Linked DNA regions of Homo sapiens: region 1 is linked to region 2. The links are chromatin loops, found by intact Hi-C in ENCODE. Cell type or tissue: GM12878. All regions are shown on one strand. Links, peaks and the distances in the headings refer to the core of each region. The heading gives the core; the rest is flanking DNA. Region 1 holds the start of ALPK2-AS1 (ALPK2 antisense RNA 1). Region 2 overlaps ALPK2 (alpha kinase 2).

Region 1 (11,279 bases), core at 1,122-9,121, 58 kb before region 2:
GAATTGTAATCCCTATAATCCCCACGCATCAAGGGAGAGACCAGGTGGAGGTAATTGAACAATGGGGGCGGTTTCTCCCAAGCTGTTCTCATGATAGTGACTTCTCACGAGATCTGATGGTTTTCTAAGGGCCTGTTCCCTGCTTCACTTGGCATTTCTCCTTCCTGCTGCCTTGTGAAGAAGGTGCCTTGCTTCCCCTTCACCTTCTGCCGTGATTGTAAGCTTTCTGAGGCTTCCCCAGCCATGCTGAACTGTGAGTCATATTAAATCCTTTCCTTTATAAATTACCCAGTCTCGAGCAGTTGGGGTTTTTTTTTTGGTTTTTTTTTTTTTTTTTTTTTTTTTTTTTGAGACAGAGTCTCACTCTGTCACTCAGGCTAGAGTGCAGTGGCATGATCTTGGCTCACTGAAACCTCTGCCTCCCAGGTTCAAGCGATTCTCCTGCCTCAGCCTCCTGAGTACCTGGGAATACAGGTGTGCGCCACAAAGCCTGGCTAATTTTGTATTTTCAGTAAAGGCGGGATTTCCCCATGTTGGCCAGGCTGGTCTCAAACTCCTGACCTCAAGTGATCCGCTGCCTCGGCCTCCCAAAATGCTGGGATTACAGGCATGAGCCTCTGTGCCCACCCTCAGGCAGTTCTTTACGGCAGTATGAAAACAGACTAATACAAACGTGTTAGCTCAGCTATCGTCTTTGGGGCTGGAATGATGGACATTCGTGTGGATGCTTCTCAGGGTAGATCTATGTGGAAGACAAAGGCAGTCTGCCCAGCACAGAGTTGGTTCAGAATGGTAAGAAATCTGCCACTCTTGTCTCTCTGACTGCAGGGGTTTGGAGAAGAAAACTAGGCACCATGGTTGCTGGTAGTGTGATGGGCTTCAGAGTTCATTTCTCATTCCCTGTCACTAAAGGCCACATCCTGATCCACCAGCCCTGATCATAAGACAGACAGTAGCATCGCGGAGTGGGCACTGACCTGCAGGTGCTCCTCCTTCCACCCCATGGGGGATGTCCCCTCCCTGGCAGCCTGCCAAGGGTCCCCAGCCTCTAATTCTCTTGAGGATCTTGCCTAGGATCCCCGAGATCAGTGTGTCTTGTGCTTCAGTTGGTCCTTTCGACCAGCCGTGAAGTAACAGGCTTCTCTGCCCTCCCTTTTCTCAGGTCTGGAGATTCAAAGGATCTGGCCTGGGGGTTAACAAGCCTGTTTATGCCCATCATTGGAACCAGCTTGATATGGTTTGGCTGTGTCCCCACCCAAATCTTATCTTGAATTGTAGCTCCCATAATCCCCATGTATTGTGGGAGGGACCCCATGGGAGGTAATTGAATCATGGGGGCGGGTTTTCCTGTGCTGTTCTCATGATAGTGAATAAGTCTCACAAGATCTAATGGTTTTATAAAGGGGAGTTCTTTGCACACCCTCTCTTATTGCCGCCATGTAACATATGGCTTTGCTCCTCCTTCGCCTTCTGCCATAATTGTGAGGTCTTCTTAGCCATGTGTAACAGTGAGTCCATTAAACCCAGTCTCGGGTATCTGTTCATAGCAGTATGAAAATGGACTAATACACAGCTCAACAGGCATATGGCAGGGTCTGCCTGGTACAATCTTAACACACAACACTTCAAGAGGGTGGGAACACAGAAAACTGCAAGTTCGAGTTGTTCGAGTAACAACTGGTTAAGCCAGAGCCTCTTCTTAACAATTAGATTCATTCCATATGTGGATTTGGAAGTAATTAACCTGCACTTCTTTAAAATATGTTAAAATTCACATTTTCAGGAGTACAGTAACTAGCTTAGGTGAGATAACACTGAGATTCGAATCATATCTAGGTACCCACAATGGCTAAGTCTAATCATTTCTTGGTTATTATCCTGATTTTCTCTTCTTTGTCAATGTATAATATCACAAAAGAGCAAAGGTAAGCACTGAGCAATTCAGACTTGTTCCAAGCTGTCCGAAGGGAAAGAATTCTCATGTCTGACTTTGAATAGCACCATTATTAACCAATATTACTATTTATTGAATTGTTATAAAGTCTACCTACTCTGGAAATGTCCTTGCCAACCAGGTGCTAAGTGTACCCTTTATCATCTGGTGGGAAGTTGCAGGCCAGCTTTGCCTTGCACACTCCTGGAGAATGGGAGGGGCATGCATGAGGCCCGAAGAACCCCAACCATTTCAGTGGAGATGCTGGTGGCCCAACATGGTGAACACTGTCTCATCCCCCTGCCCTGAGAGTAGGCTCTGCTACTTGTACATGGTTCTAACTGTGAAGGCCCTGGGCCTTTTAAAAACTTTTTTTGAGACAGAGTCTTGCTCTGTCACCCAGGCTGGAGTGCAGTGGCACAATCTCGTCTCACTGCAACCTCTGCCTCCCCGGTTCAAGCGATTCTCCTGCCTCAGCCTCCCAAGTAGCTGGGATTACAGGCACCCGACACCACGCCTGGCTAATTTTTGTATTTTTAGTAGAGACGAGGTTTCACCATGTTAGCCAGGCTGGTCTCAAACTCCTGACCTCAAGTGATCCACCAGCCTCGGCCTCCCAAAGTGCTGGGATTACAGGTTTGAGCCACCACGCCCAGCCTTAAAAACTGTCTTTTAAAGCTATTCATTAATTTATTGGACTAGATCTCACACACACACACACACGCACACACAATTCATGAGGTATGCAGTGAACAGGTATATAGTAAAAATTGTGTCTCTCCACCCAGTTACTCAGTCACCTTCACCAGAGGCCACCACTGTTATCGACAGTTATTTTAGTTTTGAGGAGAGCTAAGGAACTCAGACCTAAAATGGAATTAGGGAAGCTATTTAACCTCATCGATAGAGACAGAGCCTGGAGTCAGCAGCCTGCATTCAAAGCAAGGCTTCGCCGCTTCCTGACGTAGAGCCTGGCTGACAGGCTTTATCTCACAGGGCTGTTGAGATAATGAAATGAGCCAGCCGCTGCAAAGTGCTTAGCCCAGGCACCGTGCATTTCTACCTTCAATACGTGTCAGCTGTTATTAGCTACGGGGTGGTGGAGCTGGTGGAGGAAGGTGGGAGGGAAGGGTGGGGCATATTTAATCCTTTCTGGGGAAAGCCCTAAGCCCTCATTATACCAAGGGTAGAAATCCCTAGGAATCTGTTAGAAATGCATGGTCTCAGGCTCCTCCCCAGACTCGCTGAATCTTGACAAACTCCCCAGAAGAGAAGCACTGTCCTGTATGAACCTAGAGCCCCTGAGGGCTGGGCCACTGTCCTGTGTGAACCTGGAGTCCCTGAGGGCTGGGCTGTGGCATCCCTGCCCCAGGGGAGACGGTGCTGCTGTCTCTTCATTGCAGACATGAGCCCTTAGACTTTGCATGATGAAAGCTCATGACAAACGCTACCTACTCCCGAGCCCCCAGCTTCCTATTCCACATAAGATCTCCTAAGCCCAATAACCTGTGACCTCACAGATGAATGGAACATGTCCTCTTTCGTCCTGTAGCTCCACGGTAACCTGAGAGATGGCCTGGAGGCAGGGTGGCATGTTGTTTTTAAAGTGATACAAGAGACACAGTGGAGACCGTCCAATGAGTGGCATGGCTGCCAGGATGCCAACTGGGACACTAAAGCCCTGGCAGTGGGGGCTGCCCAGCAGGGCTGGCCACTAGAAATAAGGTCTGTGAGGGTTGAGGGCCGAGAGGCTGGAGGGGCTCATGGGTGACCAGTGCTGCTGTTTGCCACTTGTTCTAAACCAGCAGACCATGGCTAAGAACACTGCCATACAGGAAGCCGCCCTTCCTCTAGGGCAGAATCACACATGATGGTGGGGGAGGCGTGTCATTAGACATCGTCCAAACCCACAGAATGGGCACCACCGAGAGGGAACCCTCATGTAAATCATGGGCTTTGGGTGATGGTGATGTGTCAATGTAGGTTTACCGATTGTGACAAATGCAGTCTCTGATGCCGTGTAGATAGTAGGGGAGGCTGTGCATTTGTGGGAGCAGGACATATATGGGAAATCTCTGTACTTCCTGCTCAATTTCTCTGTGAACCTAAAAGTGCTCTAAAAAAGTCTATTAAAGAGAAAAAGAATTATATATAAGAATTACGTATAAACTATAGTGTGTGTGTATATATATACACATATATATACGTGTGTGTGTGTGTGTGTGTATATATATATATTTATATTTTGTCATTGGATTGTATTTATAGTTTGTCATTGGATCAGCTGTAAAAGAGGAAAGAAAACCAACATTGAGGCCCAGGGCAATAGCTTTTAAAAAATTACAATAGAGCTGAGTACATGCAGTCCCAGCTACTGGGGAGGCTGAGGTGGGAGGATTCCTTGAGCTCAGGAGCTTCCAGGCTGCAGTGAGCTATGATCACACCACTGCACTGCAGCCTGGATGACAAAACGAGATCCCGTCTCTAAAATATATAAAAATAATCACAATGACAACAGAAATCACTTAGAGCTGGACTATCCAACCTGGGAGCTTTGAGCCACATGTGGTTAGTGAGGCTTGAAATATGCCTAGTTTGAAGGAGGAACTGAATTTTTAATTTTAATTAATGTGCATGTAAATTTAAAAGCTGATATATGTGATATTGTTAGGGAGAAATTTTAATAGGTTTGGAACAATTTGGATATGTGAATCTACCCTTCCAAATTAATTTCATGAACTCTAAATACAGATCAAGTATTTCCAAAGAATAATTAGCATCCAAATTGAGATATGCTATGAATGGAAAATATACACCAGAGTTTGGAGACTTAATACCAAAAAAATGTAAAATATCTCATTAACAATTTTTATATTTACATATTGAAATATTTGGTTATACTGAGTTAGTAAAATATATTATTAAAGTTCACTTCACCTGTATCTTTGTACTTTTTAAAAATTTGGCTTCCAAAAAAAGTAAAAGACGTAAGTGTCTTACCATCATACACTGCTGGTAGGAATGTAAAATGGCATAGCTGCTTTGAAAACCAGTGTGATGATTCCTCAAAAGGTTACACATCGAGTTACCCAGCAATTCCACTCTTAGGTACTTACCCAAGATAATTTGAAAACATATGCCCACAAAATGATCTCGCACATAAATGTTCATAGCAGCATTACTCGTAATGGCCACACAGTGGAAACCACCCAAATGTCCATTAACTGATACATGACTAAAACCAAACCTGGTGTGCCCATAAAATGGAATATTATCTGGCCATAAAAAGGAGTATTGATAGATTCTCCCACATGGGTGACCCTTGGAAACATTACACTAAATGAAAGAAGCCAGACACACAAAAGCCATCTACTGTATGATTACGTTTATACAAAATGTCCAGAACAGGCAAATCTATTCAAGACAGAAAGTATAGTAGGATTTGCCAGGGGCTGGGGGAAGAAGGGGAGAGGAAGTGACTGTTAATAAGTATGGGTTTCTTTCAGGTATAATGAAAGTGTTCTGAAATTAAATAGTGGTAATGGTTGGTTGCACAATTTGTGATTGTACTTACAAAAAATTACATACTTGGCTTGCATTAAATTTCTATTGGACAGCACTAATTTTAATGAGATAACTATTTTCTTTCCCAACTGTGATTAGTGATGGTATATAATCTAGCCAAAGCTAATCAACGTGGGGTGATTTTTGCCCCCATCCCCACCCCATGGGACCTGTGGCAGTGTCTGGAGACATTTTTGATAGCCACAACTGGGGTTGGGGTGAGGGGAAGAGATCGCTACTGGCCGGGGATGCTGCTAAACATCCTACAACCCACAGGCAGCTGCCCGGAACAAAGAATTATCTGGCCCACAATATTGTAGTGTGGAGGTTGAGAAACCCTGCACTAAAGGCTGCTCAGAGGATCCCTGCCCCAGCTACAACATCCTTTGCCCCAGCTACAACATCCTTTGCTCCATCTCTGCTGCTTTGACTTCCCAGGGGTCTGATTCAGGGTGTGGCCTTCTCAGAAGACTTTCTCCTGGAGTCCACCCCATCACAGTCCTCAGGCCAGGAACTCCTAGTGATTCTGTGGACTTGGAAACTTCCTAAGAAGAATCCTGAAAGGGCCCGGGGATTCTATAGTTGATTGGCTATGGAGTCTCTGACTCAGGCCTGACCTTCTGAGGCTTCTTGAGTCCCCAAGTGTGATACTCTCCACAAAGCTGGCTTCATGCCAGGTAGATTGCCATTTTTCTTGTTGTTTTCTCTTCCACGTCAGATTTTCTAAGCCAAAGACAACTGGAATTTGCACAGTCTGCGTGAGGAATGGGCTGCTTCTCTGACACCTGAAGTAAAAACCCAACCAGGGATATCCAGACTTGCCTTCAAGCATGTTATTTTGAAATTACCTACTCTGTCTGTTTCTGATAACTGCTGTAACAAATGACCACAAATTTAGTGGCTCAGAACAACATAGATTTATTACTTTACAGTTCGGGAGGTCAGAAGTCCAACATGAATCTCACTGGGCTACAATTAAGGTGTCAGGAGGGCCATGTCCTTCTGGAGGCTACAGAGGAGTGACGTGGTTTGGCTGTGTCCCCACCCAAATCTCATCTTGAATTGTAACTCCCACAATTCCCACATGTCATGGGAGGGACCCAGTGGGAGGTGACTGAATTATGGGGGCAGTTCTTTCCCGCACCGTTCTCATGATAGTGAATGAGTCTCACAAGATCTGATGGTTTTGAAAACAGGAGTTTCCCTGCAGAAGCACTCCCTTTGCCTGCTGCCATCCATGTAAGACATAACTTGCTCCTCCTTGCCTTCTCCCATGATTGTGAGGCCTGCTCAGCCATGTGGAACTATGTATCCATTAAACCTCTTTTCTTCCCATTCTTGGGTATGTCTTTATCAGCAGCATGAAAACTAATACAGGGAGAGAATCCCCTCTGTCCAGCTTCTGCAGTTGGCCTGCATCCCTTGGCACATGGTCCTTTCTCGACCTTCAAAGCCAGCACAGTAGCATCTTCAAATCCTTCTCTGACCGATGCTCCTGTCTCCCTCTTCCACTTATAAGGACCCTTGAGACCAAGTGGGACCACCTGGGTCAAAGATAATTTCCCCATGTCAGGGTTGATAACCTCAATCACATCTGCAAAGTCCCTTTTGCCATAATTCACTTCAGTAACATATTCACAGGTTCTGAGAATCAGGATGTGGATGTCTTTGGAGGGAATTATTCTGCATACCATACTGTTACGTGGGCATGGGCAGTCTACTTCAGGGGGGCAGGGTCACTTAGGCACACTCTGCTGCCTTTGTTCCATAGGGAAAAGAAATAGGGTATTTTTGTTTTTCCAGAGTTGGAGAATTTGCCCAATCTGAGTTCTCAGGTAGTTAGATGCTGACTTTCCAGATCTAATTCTCAGCAGGCCTATGCCCCAGAATGGCCAGTGAGAGATTTACTTTTCCATTTTTATATCTTTGAATAGCTTCAAGTGAATTACTGTGATTGAGATTTTTTTTATTATTTGGGATTACAATGCTTCTGAAGTTGTCACACTTGCTGAGTTTAAATCCCCTCTAACAGGTAAACCTATCAGATTACATGACAGTGTTCAACTTAACATTTATTGAGATCTGTCAGATACCGTATGTGCCCAAGAAAGCTCAGCAGTGACCCACAAGGAATATAAAATCTAGCAGGGGAGATAAAGAAGTATACTGCCAATCTAACCCCAGTGTGATGTGCAGCAAAGGCTCTAAAGTCAGTAAAATAGCTTTAGGACTCTACTGGGGAGGGTGTGAGGAAGGGCTGGATGGTTATGCGAGGATGCTGAAATATTGAAAGGGTGATGAAATAAGCCACATTGGAACACTGGGCCTTCAGGAATGGGCCAGAATCCTTTAAGGTCAAATCTAAAAAGGGGTTGTCCTCAGTGTCCTGGAGGACAGGAAAACAAACCTTAATGGTAGGCATTAGGAAATTGTCTTAAAGATCCCGCCCCCAAAAGCAGACCCTGAGACAAGAAAGTGGATGCAGTTAGTTTATTCAGGAGATGATCCCAGAAAACATGGGGAGAAAGGGGGAATATAAGATGGAAGCAAAAACCACCAGGAAATGGGAATGAATGAATGACTGTGGGCTGCTGTGGACAACAGGGGCCTGATCACTGGGGATCCTCTAAAGAATCGTGTGATGAATGTCTTAGACTCACTCCACAGGAAGCTACGGAGTCTGGGACACTGTCTACCAACTCCCACCCCCATTGGTGGAGGACTTTCCTGACTTCCAGATCCACTTTCTGGTGTGGCCAAGCAACCTCCCAGCTCATGAAGTTCTCAGGCTGTGGGAGCTGTCAGGTGGTGGAAACTTCACCTGCAGCTGCAGGGAACCTAGGTGGACTGAGTAGCTATGGGGCAGGGCATTATCAGCACCTGCCTTGGGAGTAATTGAGTACTTTCAACAATCTGGATGCTGGGGCCAATCCATGGGGTTCTTTCCCCTGAGTTATTCTGACTACACTCAGTCAGCATTCAGTGATCATCCTCACCTTCACCCGCTTCAATTTGTGCTGTGTTGATCTGATTTTCTTATGGAGCTTGAGTTCCAGTTTTGTCACTTACAGATAGAGGTGCCCTGGGCATGTTAATTAACCTCTTTGAGCGTTATGGGCCAGCTCACAGTTTTGTTACATGGACTACCAGAAATGCCAAATGTTGGACATTAATATAGTACTTGGAACACACAAATATTCAATAAACAGTTATGATTTTGTGGATGATGGCAACACTTCTGTTTCTCTCTACCATCAGTGCAGACTTTTGACCTATAGAAGTTGAGATGATGATCTAAAAATTTACCTCCAAGATGGTTTCATTTTCAGTCTTTTTAACTATAGAACTGACTGATGTAATTTGTGACATACTGCTTATTTTTGGTAAGTAACAATTCCATTTCAGAAAAATGCCTTACTGAAGTGTCAGTTGGTGTCGTGCCATAAGCACAATATCAGCATCATTCAAAAGAACCTAGAGCCTCCCAGTGAATAGGCTAACCTCTGGTATAAATTAGGTACACATGGAAGCTATTTTTGACTACAGGGATGCCCTTTAGTGGTTCACTACATTTATGTACCAAATGGCTCCCAAATTACCTGGAGCTGTGGATGTAATTTCTGAGGGTGAATTTATGTCTCAGCTCAGGCTGCTATCACAAAGGGCCGTATATTGGGTGGCTTAAATAAGAGACATTTATTTCTTCTAGTTATGGAAGCTGGGAAGTCCAAGACAAGGTGCTGCTGATTGAGTTCTTGGTGAGGGTTCTCTTCCTGACTTGCAGGTGGCTGCCTTCTCGTTGTGTCCTCAGATGGCAGAAAGAAGAGAGGAAGCAAGCTCTCTGGTGTCTCTCCTTACAAGGGTTCTAATCTGGTCATGGGGCCCCAGCCTCATGACCTCATCTAAACCCGATTACTTCCCACAGACTCCACCTGCTAATAGTATCACATTGGAGGTTAGGACTTGGACATATAAATTTTTAGGGGTTACAAACATTAGCCCATAGCACCTTAGGATTACAGAGTGATGCTCCCCCTGGGGGAATTTGGCAGCTCATATAATACAGTCTTACCATATATGGTCCTAGAAATATAAGAAAGGAAATGATATCCATATCTATTGGCTCAATTTTTTTTACAACACTCATTTTTAGAGCCCTTGGACTTTTGAGGGGCTCCTATCTAGCATCTAACTTTCAATATCTGCTCATGATCACACTATTCCCTCAGTGATCAAAGAAAAACATTCTCTTGCTGGCTTTTCGTCTCTTAAAGGATTTTTAAAAGCTGTAGTATTATAATATGCATCCTATTTTTCCAGTAAAACAGAGTGGAGCTCATGTTGTGAAACAGCTAGAAAGGGGGAACAGAGACATTTTGTTTTTAAAACCATGAAATGTATTGTCAGTTACCTTAGGTAAGAGTGAAAGAAGTGACTTTGAGACTGACTCATTTAGGCTAGAATTGGTGTGAGGTATAAGGGCATTAAGCTGAGAAAATGACCAGGACTGTAGCTTTGGTTCTGCCAATAAACAAATGGTGTGACCACAGGCAAAGAGATTACTCTTTCTCTCATGAACCTGTAAGTTTCTCAAGGGAAGAAACAACATATATATTGCTTTGTAAATTGTTTCCAAGCATTTAAAAAATATCTTTAAATATTTTCAAGGCATGATTTTTAATGCCTGCATAGTCCAAAGAATATTGTACCATAATATATTTTACCATTCCTCCATTGTTAGATTGTTCTCAGTGTTTCATTATTGTGAACCATGCTACAATGAAAAGACTCTTGTCCCGATGGCTCTATTTATACTTCTGATAATTTTATTAGGCTAATTACAGGGCCAAAATTTACATGTTAAAGGATTAGTAAATATCACCAATTTGACATCCAGAAGGGTTGTACTAATTTGCACTCTTGCCAGCAGTGTAAGAGAAAAATCTGTTTCCATACAGTCTTATTAGCATGAAGTATCATCACATTAAGAACAATCTCTGAAAATTGAGAAAGGAAGGAAAGGAGGAAGGCAGAAAGGAATGGAGTTGATAAGTTTATGATGAATTTCATGAATTGCGTATTTGATGTCTTTGTTCTTTTTTTTTTTTTTTTGAGATGGAGTTTCGCTCTTGTCGCCCAGGCTGGAGTGCAGTGGTGCGATCTCAGCTCGCTGCAGCCTCTGCCTCCCTGGTTCAAGCGATTCTCCTGCCTCAGCCTCCCACATAGCTGGGATTACAGACATGCGCTACCACACCCAGCTAATTTTGTATTTTTAGTAGAGATGGGGTTTCTCCATGTTGGTCAGGCTGGTCTCCAACTCCCGACCTCAGGTGATTCGCCCACCTCGGCCTCTCAAAGTGCTGGGATTACAGGCATGACCCACCACACCTGGCCCTGTTCATTTTTTATTAAGCTATTCATCTTTTCTTACATCACTTTCTTTGTACATCACAAGTGCTTTTCTAAGTTTTTATTTGTTTTTAATATCAGTTTATGGTGGGGGTTTTTGTGCAAAATTCTTACATCATCAGGTTTTTTTTTTTTCCTTTTTGCTTAGACAGACTTTCCTTACCATGAAAGCCACAGTCTCTTCCACTTTGTTTGATATTTATTTTGGCAGCTGATGTAAAATTAGGGATTCACAGGACCTCACTGCCTCGGAAATTAACAGATCTTCATGTTTGACCCCTTCAGTTTACACTGAGGAAAGAGGCCCAAAGAGAGGAAAGGAAATTACCCAAGGATATACAGTTGGTTAATGGCAGAACCAGAACTAAAATCT
Region 2 (11,279 bases), core at 1,902-9,901:
AGGCAGATCATGAGGTCAAGAGATGGAGACCATCCTGGCCAACATGGTGAACCACCCCCCTCCCCCCGTCCCTATTAAAAATATAAAAATTAGCCAGGCGAGCCAGCCGCAGTGGCTCACGCCTGTAATCCCAGCACTTTGGGAGGCCGAGGCAGGCAGACCACCTGAGGTCAGGAGTTCAAGACCAGCCTGACCAACATGGTGAAACCCCATCTCTACTAAAATACAAAAATTAGCCGGGTGTAGTGGCGGGTGCCTGTAATCTCAGCTACTTGGGAGGCTGAGGTGGGAGAATTGCTTGAAACCAAGAGGCGGAGGTTGCAGTGAGCTGAGATCGTGCCATTGCACTCCAGCCTGGCAACAGAGCAAGACTCTGTCTCAAAAAAAAAAAAACAATAAAAATAAAAATAAAAAAATTAGCCAGGTACAGTGGTGCGTGCCTCTATTCCCAGCTACTCGGGAGGCTGAGGCAGGAGAATAGTTTGAACCCAGGAGGCGGGGGTGGCAGTGAGCCGAGATCACACCACTGCACTCCAGCCTGGGTGACAGAGAAAGACTCCATCTCAAAAAAAAAAAAAAAAGTCAATTAAAGAATAACAGAAGAGTTCCATCAATTTACCGAAAAAAAGTGATTCATGCCATTCCTCTGTGCTCCATGAATTTAAACTATGGTTAAGGACACCCAAGAAAGAAAGAAAATTAAGAGTGGATTATCTGAAAAAAATAACCAGTGTGAGAGCTGCCTAACCCAGAACCACAAGGTGAAGTAAAGATCACTAAATCGTGTCCAGGAAGTCACTCAAAGAAATCTTTTAGAAACAAATCATAGAGGATGGAGTTGCTTCATTGATTACACAGAAAAAAAAACTTCCAAGGTAATTTTCCCAAATGATGTTTTAGTAATGCCTTTGTGAGCCAAGAAACCTGGTATGCAGGGAGATTTTAGAGGGTGATTAGCTAGTCTAGTGATGGTTACCAGATATTATGCAGCGAAGCACAGCGTCTGACTTCTCAGGAACCTTCTGGGAAAGCAATGTAGATAAAAAACACAGCGGGGGCCTCTGGGGCCCTTCGGAGTCTTTCATCCTTTCATGCCGCACCAAATCTGAAAAAAAAAAAAATCCCCGACATCACCATTTGTTCTGGGATTTCTCTGGCCTTCTTAGGAATTCCAGAAACCACAGGGTGCCGCCCTGGCAGCTCACTGCACGCTGGAGGGTGGGCAGACTGAAGGTCTTTGGGCAGCCTTTCCAGGCCGTGGTGCTGCTGGTAGGTGGGCTGGATCCTTCTGTATTTCGGGGATGTCCTGTGCATTGCAGGATATTTAGCCGCATGCCTGGCCTCTACCCACCAGATGCCAATAGCACCCCCACCCCTCCATGTGTGACAATCAAAAATGTCTGCAGACACTGCAGGGGAATGGGGGGGTGCCCTGATTAAGAACCACGAATCCTATTGTCCTAGGCAGACCCCAGAGCACCCAGAGTTCCAATGGAGAGGGAAGCATCCCATGAGGCTATGGTTAGTGCCACCTCCTCTCATTCCTCCTCCTTTCTCTTCTTAAAGTCTTTTCACACTGTGCTCAAAAAAGTGTGCATATGTCTTTGCCTCCAAAAAACATGTCAGTTGTGTTGAAATGATGTCCAGGGAGGAGATATTTTGAAATTAGGATATGACTGCTCCTTCTGAGCACCAGGTGGGTGCCCTAGGGGAAGGCAGGCACTAAACACTTGATTAGTCACCAGATATATTATTTCACTTAATCTCTTTGAAGCTACTTAAAGGATAGTTACTAATGTCTCCTACATTTTACAGAGGTGGAACCTGAGACTCAGAGAGGTTCAACAACTTGCTCAAGATCACACAGCTCAAGTGGCAGCCACCTTGGGGCTGTCCTTCAGGGCTGTGCAGGCTGACACTTTCAATGTGTAAGACACCACTGGAGCTTTGCAGGGCACAGCTTGCACAAGTATGAGCCAGCCCTGAGGGCGCAGGTTGGTCTGAATCCAGAGAACCCTTTCCTTTCCACGCTACCGCTACCGGCAGATACAAGCTGGCTTCACTTGGCCAGACCTCTCCTTTGTGGAGCCCTGAGCTTAGAAAGGGCATTTAGTTCTGTCTACACAGTAGCGTCCACTTCTTCACAATGGCAGGCGGTTCTCCCACACCACAGAGCTCGGACAAAGAAAAGAACCACACTACAGTGTGGTTAGCCTGAACAGGGAAGGGGCGGTTAGGAACTGCAAATCCTGAATCCAGGGATGCTGAGGTCCCCAAAGCAGACACCTGAGCTAAGCTCTTGGTAGGAGAGGCCAAATTAAAGCAGCCACAGCTGTATTGCCAAAGGGACACCCCTTTCCATATGAGTGTCAGTAGCAGCTTCTTACCCATTTAGAAACAGTTCTTCCCTATTTCTTCCCACTTTTCCAGATTGTCTCAGATACCCTGAGAGACGAGTTCCCCGAGGACAGTTCAAGGTCTCACCAACACCTAAAAAATCTCCTGATGAGCAGAAGTGAGTAGAGGGAAAAGGAACCTGAGTTCAGGGCCAATGATGTTTGAGGAGCCTTGCTGTAGTAGCAGGATGAGCAACATAATTTGCAGGGCCCGGTTCAAGATGAAAATGAGGGGTTCTTTGTGCAAACAGGATTAAGGATTTTAAGATGGTGACAGCAGAGCATTAAACCAAAGACAGCACCTGGCCCGGCATGGTGGCTCACGCCTCTCATCCCAGCACTTTGGGAGGCTGAGGCGGGCGGATCACAAGGTCAGGAGTTCAAGACCATCCTGGCCAACATGGTGAAACCCTGTCTCTACTGAAAATACAAAAATTAGCTGGGCATGGTGACTCGTTCCTGTAATCCCAGCTACTCAGGAGGCTGAGGCAGGAGAATTGCTTGAACCGGGACCTGGGAGGCAGAGGTTGCGGTGAGCCGAGATCACGCCACTGCACTCCAGCCTGGGCGACAGAGCAAGACTCCATCTCAAAAAAAAAAAATAATAATAATAATAATAATAATAATAATAATAATAAAATAAAAAGACGGCACCCTTCTGGGCTCAGGGCCCCGTGTGAAGACACAGATCTTGGCCCATGAGGCCCACCTTGCTTGGTGGATGCTGCCCTTGGAGCATTCTGCTCACAAATGCCTCTAGTGCTTTCTTTTGAGATCACTCCTGCTGCTTTGGAAGTTCCCACAGCATTTCCTTAATCTCAAGATGTTCTGTTTAGAAATATGGTGTGAACTGTATTTCCCAAAAAGTGTTCCCAAACTGCCCCTCCATAAAGCACCTACACTCTGTAAATATCAGGGTTAAAAAATAAATTAATTAAGGGGAATACACTGCCTTCCCTTCCTCAGGGAGAGTGTGTGCAGGAAGCAACTTTGTGCTTAAACCTGAAGTTAAATTAACTTACATGATGGGTGGAAAGAGCCGTAATGTTGAAGAAGTGACATGGTGGCACTGAAAAGAGAGAAAACTGCTTGGGTGTGGGGCAGAACACATGAGATGGGAGAGAGGTTTGAGAGACATACCTGCTGGGACAGGTGTGGAAGACTGAGCAAGAGAGGCTGAACTGAAGATTTTTCAGAAACTATGCATTGTGATTGTGAATTGGGTCCTTTTGACATTCTTTAACAAATGACTTACATTTCCAATTATTTTTGGTTATAGAACTTCTTAAATGTAGCTGTGCAGAGGCTGGATGACATGGGGCTCCGGTTCATACATGTGGTATTTCAGAGCATAGTAATCCCCTCTCAGCATAATGGCAAATTAGTTGCACAGCACAGGAAGAAAATTCATCTGCTAGATAGCAAATAAATACCTCCATTCCAGATTAGGTTACGGGTACATTTGGTGGTTACGGAATGGATATCAATTGGTATTTTTAAAAAACCAGATTTAATACCAGCCCAAGGCTGGTCTTGAATTCCTGGGCTCAAGCCATCCTCCCACCTCAGCCTCCTGAGTAGTGGGGACTAGAGGCTTGAGCCTCCATGCCCAGCTCTCTTACAGCCTTAATGAGATATAATTACCATACCATACACAATTTACTCATTTAAGTTGTACAATTCAATGGCTTTCACTATATTCAGAATTGTGCAACCGTCACCACAATCCATTTTAGAGCATTCTCATTACTCTAGAGAATCCCTACACCCCTTTTACCTCCTCATCTCCCCATTTCCACCCTCCCCCCCAACACACACAGCCAGAGGCAATCACTAATCTACTTTCTGTCTGTATGTATTTGTCTATTATGGATTTTTTTTTTTTTTGTAGGGACAGGGTCTCACTACATTGCCCAGGCTGGTCTTGAATGCCTGGGCTCAAGCAATCCTCCCACCTGGCTTCCCAAAATGCTAGGATTATAGGCAGAAGACACAGAGCCCGGCCTATTCTGGACATTTTATATAAATAGAAGCTTTCACTTAACACAATGTTTTTGGGGTTTGACCATATTGTCACCTGTATCAGTACCTCATTCCTTTTTGTGGCCAATCAGCAATGCTTTTCAGAAGCAACTGTTGAGACAGAGGGATGACTACCCCACTCTTCATATTCCTAGGGAAGTTACTCAAATGGAGGGGGACAGTGGCGGGCAGGGCAGCTCTCATAGCAAGAAAACACCCTCCTGACCAGGAGGCCCCATAGAACTGTGAACACAATACAGGCTTTGCCACCTGCCAGGAACAAATCTACATCCAGCTCTGCCAATTATAAGGCAAGGCATTGAACCTACCTTCTCATCTGTAAAAGGAGGGAATGATAATAGTCTAAGGATTAGAATAATGTATGTCAATTGCCTTGTAAATATCTGTTACATAATTAGTTTTCATAATGGTAATCAGCGTAGTATAAGGAAAGAGTTCACTTGTTTCATCAGTTTCCTTTTCTGCTGTGGGTTACCACAATGATTCTTTTTTAAAGTGATATACCAACTAATGTGTAAAAATGTCTCTGGGTGTAATTGTCACCTGCAATAGTAATTTACAGGACATGACCTTCCATTCTCATTCCTGGAGATCACTGCTATGGATGGAGAAGGAGGAAAGGATAAATCCAGCTGTCAAGAGCTGGGCTGACGTTGAGGAGCTTCTGTGTCATCTGTGACTCCTCCCCAGGTGATGACTTCCTGACAGTGTTGTCCCACATGTGAAAATACTGACAAACACACACTATTTGACTCACATAGTCAGTTTAGTGACCACATATCTGAGCCACAGAGCACTGACTGTACTCTGGAGAGGAAAAGGACAGTTAAGTCAGGCTGTGGCTCGTGTTTCGTGGCTTCTCTGAAGGTGAGAACCCTTGATGACAGATTTATCATTCTCTGCTAGAGATGAACAATCAATATTGAATTATTGGTATTAGTGGAGGAGTTTGTGGTAGGCTTCACAGATGACCTTGGGAAAACAATGTGTTAATTGGAAAGAATGCTGGATTTGCCTTTTTTCTTTTCTTTTTTTGCTGTGTGGTTATGGTGTTATGATATATCTGTATATTTATTGGTTTCCATCCACAGTTCCTGGCTCCTAACTCCCATAGTCCTTGTTATAATGTTGGGGCACTTTTGGCCTTGGGAAACAGAATCTCTCTCTCTGACCTTCTATCCTTCTTTTACCTGTCCAAGGCAGGACTCTGTGGTCAAAAGGCCCTTATTCCAAAAGACCCTCATTCCTGCCTCTTACTCTAGAGGAAAGAATGCCACACAGAGAAACGAATGCCAAGAAAAGTCTGAACAGACAGGCCTTGCTGGGTTCAGATCAGGTGCTTTTTGTCCAATCACATTTCTACATAGTTGTCAATCGTGCCTATGTAGCGAAGCCTCCATAAAAACCCAAAAGGACAGGGTCTGGGGAGCTTCCAGAGAGCTGAACACGTGGAGGCTGACAGGAGGTGAAGAACTCATCCACACACTGGGAGGGTGGCACATCCCAACTCCATGGGGACAGAAGCTCCTGCAAATCGCCTATGGATCTCTGCAAAATCGCCTGTGGTTCTCTGCATCTGGCAGTTTACTTGTATCCTTAAAATAACCTTTGTAATAAACCAGTAAATGTGTTTCCCTGAGTTCTGTGAGCTACTCTGGCAAATTAACCCCAAGAGGTGCTCATGGGAACCCCAACTTGAAGCCAGTCAGTCAGAAGTTCCAGAAGCCTTGACTTGCAGCTGGTGTTCCGGGGGCTTGGGGGGTGGGTGAGGAGTAGCCTTGGGGACTGGGCCCACAACCTGTGGGATCTGACACTATCTCCAGGTGGACAGAGTCAGAACTGAAGCCGAGAACACCCACCAGTGTCTGCAGCTTGGCGTATGGGGTAAATCCACCACAACTTTGGTCACGGAAGTCTTCCTCTTCTTCCGTGTTGATGATTGTTGTTGTGGTGGTGGGAGAGCAGAGAAAAAACAGTTTGAGAGAGATTTTCCCTAAACAGTGGATTGTGGCAAGTTTCTTTTTATTTGTATTTGAATTTATTTATTTATTTATTGAGAGAGTCTCACTATGTCGCCCAGGCTAGAGTGCAATGGCACGATCTCAGCTCACTGCATCCTCCACCTCCCGGGTTCAAGCGATTCTCCTGCCTCAGCCTCCTGAGTAGCTGGGATTACAGGCGTGCACCACCACGCCAGGCTAATTTTTGTATTTTTAGTAGAGACGGGGTTTCACCATGTTGGCCAGGCTGGTCTCAAACTCCTGGCCTCAAGCGATCTGCCCACCTCGGCCTCCCAAAGTGCTGGGATTACAGGCGTGAACTACTGTGCCCAGCCAACTTCTTTCTTTTTAAAAATTTTATTTACCTTTAATTATACTGATCCTAAGTGGATACATTTATGTTCTTAAAAATACATATAAAGGTAAAGTCTCCCAGAGGCATCATCTCTCCATCTCAGTTCTCTACCAAGAGGAAGAATCTGGTATCCTTTTAGGCATTTTTTTCTATTCATTACACATATAATCATCTAAATATATGATAATTTTGTTGTATGTATGGCATGAATGGTATATATGTATGTTGGTATGTATGGTACATGCTTTGTTGACAGTTGGCTTATTTTGCTTAATAATAAGTTTTGGCAATCTTACAGTGTCAACCCAATCCGTAAGGCTCTCTATCAGCTTTTGAAAGCTGCTAAATATTGGTATTCCATAGTATAGCAATATCCCACTTAACCCATCTGCTCTTGTATTGATGTATAACTTGGCTGGAGTGTTTCAGACTTCCAATGACATCCTAGTACATGCTTCCTTAGACACATAACTGGTCTCTAGCCTAAATGCCAAGAAATAGAATTACCAGAGAGAAGACTGTTCACATATCACATTAAAAATATATATATATTTTTGAGATGGAGTTTTGCTCTTGTTGCCCAGGCTGGAGTGCAATGGCACGATCTCGGGTCACGGCAACCTCCACCTCCCAGGTTCAAGTGACTCTCCTGCCTCAGCCTCCTGAGTAGCTGGGATCACAGGCACAAGCCACCATGCCTGGCTAATTTTTTGTATTTTTAGTAGAGACGGGGTTTCACCATATTGGCCAGGCTGGTCTCGAACTCCTGACCTCAGATGATCCACCGGCCCCGGCCTCCCAAAGTGCTGAGATTACAGGCATGAGCCACCCCGCCTGGCCTACATATCACATTTTAATAGCTACTCTAAAATGGGCAGGACCTTTAACAGGTAGCAGAGTGATGTGATGATGTGGGGCGTGGATTCCTGTACCTGCTCCCTAGGCTCAAACCTCAGCTGTGCCACTCAGTAGCTGATCATCTCTCTGCCTCAGTCACTTCTTCTATAAAACTAAGATAATAGCAGTATCTATTCATTTGACCATTATGGAATTTGAGTCAGTCTATGTAATGCTCTTCTGAATAGTATATAAAGTAAGCACTATGTAAGTGTTAGCCGCTGCCAGTGGCTTTGGGTTTAACATTGGCAAGATGAAAAAATAATGTATTTCTCTCAAATTGTTGTAGAACAAAGGCTATAGGAGCGTTATTTGAATATTTAAAACACTCAAGTGATGTCACGTTTTATTTTGACTAATCTGCATCCCCCTTTCCCCCTGCACCCCTGCAATCTGCATCCCCCTTCCCCTACCCTCAATAGTCAGCAAGTCGCATGGCTGCTGTCACCAAAAAGCTTGCTGTCAGCTGAAAGGATCAGGGAAGAGGTCACAGCTCACAAGCAGACCACAGGTAACCGGCTCTTGTGGAGCTGGCAGGAAAGCCAGCAGTCAGGGCGCCTACTCAGCGGGGACAGGAGGGATTAGTTCTGATTACCCAGCCTAATCCAATGGCAATTGTCTTCCTGAATTTGCCATCTCAGTTACTGTAGATTTGGACACCGCACCCTCTGTCACCTAATACCCAGTCCCGTGTTAGTTAGGGAACCTTATCCAAAGATGGTTTCTGTAAATTGCATGGGGAGGAAGAAGACCATGTCGGGAGAGACACTTAACACATTTCGGGTGCCTACTGTGTGTCAGCCCCAAGGCTGGGCACTTCACAGACAAGATCGTATTTCATCTTCACAGTGAACTTGTCTGGTGGGTGTTCTTTGCTATTTCCCAGCTAATGACTTGGAAGCTTCAGTCACTTCTAAAGGTTGGTGTAAGAAGCATAACTTCTCACAGCCTGCAAGTGGCAGAGCTGAAACATGAGTCCAGATTTGCTGGAGTGGAATATTCGTGAGGATGTGGAAAAGAACAAGAACCCTCATTCATTGCTGGTGAGAATGTAAAAGTGGTACAGACAGTTTGGAAAACACTTTAGCAGTTTCTTAATCCATTTCCCGTTTGCCCCGAGAATACTGTTGTCTCCAATCCTAATGTAATATTACATACGTTTCTGTTACATTAGAATTAGAGATAAATTGTGTTTAGGAATAACTCCAAAAACAGTTTTTATATTTTATTTTCACATTGAAAATCAGCCAAATTTGTTTCAGCCTCAAAGAGTGTGTTTATGTAAAATTGAGTACTGGCAGCAAGCTGCACTTTTTGTTTTTTTCTAAACGGGAAATGTGTTTCAAAGTTAAACATAAATTTACCAAATGACCCAGCAATTCCACTCCAAGTTATCTTCCCAAGAGAAATGAAAATGTATATTCACACAAAGACTCGCACACAACTGTTCTTAGCAGGGTTATTCATAATAGCCAAAAATTGGAAACAACCTAAATGTCTATTGGAAATAACCTAACGGTCCAACTAGTGAATGGGTAGACAAAATGTGGCATAGCAATACAATTGAATACCACTGAGCAATAACAAAGAACAAACTATGGATACGGTGGGGCGCGGTGGCTCACGCCTGTTATCCCAGCACTTTGGGAGGCTGAGGTGGGCAGATCGCCTGAGGTCAGGAGTTTGAGACCAGCCAGGCCAACATGGTGAAACCTGTCTCTACTAAAAACTACAAAAATTAGCCGGGCATGGTGTCGGGTGCATGAAATCTCAGCTACTTGGGAGGCCGAGGTAAGATAATTTCTTGAACCCGGGAGGTGGAGGTGGCAGAGAGCCGAGATCACGCCATTGCACTCCAGCTTGGACGACAGAGCGAAGCTCCTTCTCAAAACAAAAAAACAAACAAAACAAAACTATGGATACATGGTATGACATAGATGAACCTCAAAAACATTCTCAGTATGCTCAGTGAAAGAAGCCATACGCAAGAGACCATACAATAAATGGAATTATACAATATAATTATACAATATAATTCCATTTATATGAAGTGTCCAATAGAAATTATAAAGACAGAAAGTAGATCAGTGGTGGTTGGAGGTGAGGGCAGTGGGGAGAATGCTAATAATAAATGTGCCTGAAGGATCTTCTGGAGGTGATGGCAATCTTCTAAAACCAATCTATGGTGATGATTGCCCAACCTAGTACATTTGCTTTTTAAAAAAAATCATTGCATTTAGCAATTAGAAATGGTGAATTATATGATATACAAAATATGCCTTTATAAAGTTAATTTTAAAAATAGGAGCAAGGAGGCAAAAATTTAATGAGCCCCTACTAAATTCACTGCGGCGTTGCCTGTGATAGCAAAAGCTAAATGTCCATCAATAGGAATGTGGTTATTGTATATCTAAAGAATGGAATCTTTTTTTCTTGTTAACAACAATATACATTTAAAAAGAACGAGACAGGCCCGGCACGGTGGCTCCCGTGTGTAATCCCAGCACTTTGGGAGGCCGAGGTGGGTGGATCGCTTGAGCCCAGGAGTTCAAGATCCACCTGGGCAACATGCTGAAACCCCATCTCTACAAAAAATACAAAAATTAGCCGGGTGTGTCGCATGCCTGTAGTCCCAGTTACTCAGGAGGCTGAGGCAGGAGGATGGCTTGAGCCTGGGAGGTTGAAGCTGCAGTGAGCCGTGACTGCACCACTGCACTCCAGTATGGACAACAGAGCAAGGCCCTGTCTCAAAACAAAAAAAAAAAAATGAGACTCTGATAATGGAATAAAAAAAATGCACTGATATGGAATAATCTCCGGGATACATTAAATGAAATAAACAATGTATAAGAGTGCAGGGAATGTGATCACTTTCTTTTTTTTTTTTTTGAGGCGGAGTCTCGCTCTGTCACCCAGGCTGGAGTGCAGTGGCACTATCTCGGCTCACTGCAAGCTCCGCCTCCCAGGTTCACACCATTCTCCTGCCTCAGCCTCCCGAGCTCGAACTACAGGCGCCCGCCACAATGCCCGGCTAATTGTTTGTATTTTTAGTAGAGACAGGGTTTCACTGTGTTAGCCAGGATGGTCTCGATCTCCTGACATCGTGATCCGCCCGCCTCGGCCTCCCAAAGTGCTGGGATTACAGGCGTGAGCCACTGCACCAGGCCAATGTGATCACTTCTATGGGCAAAGAAGAAGGAGGAGGAGGAGGAGAAAAGAATCTTATATGCTTGTTTATACATATATTGACTAGAAATACACGAGAAAGCAGTAGCTTGGTTGCTCCTGGAAGGAGGCCTAAGTGTGGGGGGTGGAAAGAAGGCATGCCATTTGGAGACAGTGATAGTCTTTGTATATCTTTCTGGATACCTTGAATTTATGTATCTTACCTAATAAACAAGTAAAAGCTAACTTTTCAATATTAATAGTGAGCACCTCCATGTGCCCAACAGTGTGTTGGGTGCACAATTTGTCACACAGACGTGGTGAATACTGAGCTGGCAGCAGCTCCCTCTGGATTTGTTTTGAATTTATTTTAGGTGGAAGAGTCTTTCCACTGACTCTCCTCTCCCCTGCTGTTTAAAATGT

Evidence for each region. A loop is a pair of places that touch in the nucleus more often than their neighbours do. Peaks named below come from ENCODE experiments on the same cell type or tissue, not always from the same donor. Only the 100,000 strongest peaks of a DNase experiment are listed, where the experiment ranks them.
Region 1: it touches region 2 in a loop (4-fold over the local background); 14 of 110 quality-filtered maps call a loop at or near these places.

Annotation. Positions count from the first base shown.
Region 1 is chr18:58,553,531-58,564,809 of GRCh38, forward strand. All of the region lies in intron 4 of ALPK2 (alpha kinase 2), which reads right to left. ALPK2-AS1 (ALPK2 antisense RNA 1) reads left to right here and starts at 3,492. Exons shown (of 2, transcript NR_188108.1): 1 at 3,492-3,658. RefSeq lists enhancers at 8,960-9,099, 9,160-9,289. In GM12878, for the core only: no CTCF peak of the experiment used is centred there; a DNase peak (open chromatin) is centred at 3,821; H3K4me3 peaks cover 610 bases; H3K27ac peaks cover 5,136 bases.
Region 2 is chr18:58,610,713-58,621,991 of GRCh38, forward strand. It overlaps ALPK2 (alpha kinase 2), which reads right to left. Exons shown (of 13, transcript NM_052947.4): 2 at 977-1,105. The coding sequence starts at 1,085. Among named protein-coding and RNA genes, the nearest start is that of ALPK2, 13 kb to the right of the region's middle. RefSeq lists enhancers at 763-1,633, 4,831-4,900. In GM12878, for the core only: no CTCF peak of the experiment used is centred there; DNase peaks (open chromatin) are centred at 4,674 and 5,189; H3K27ac peaks cover 1,718 bases.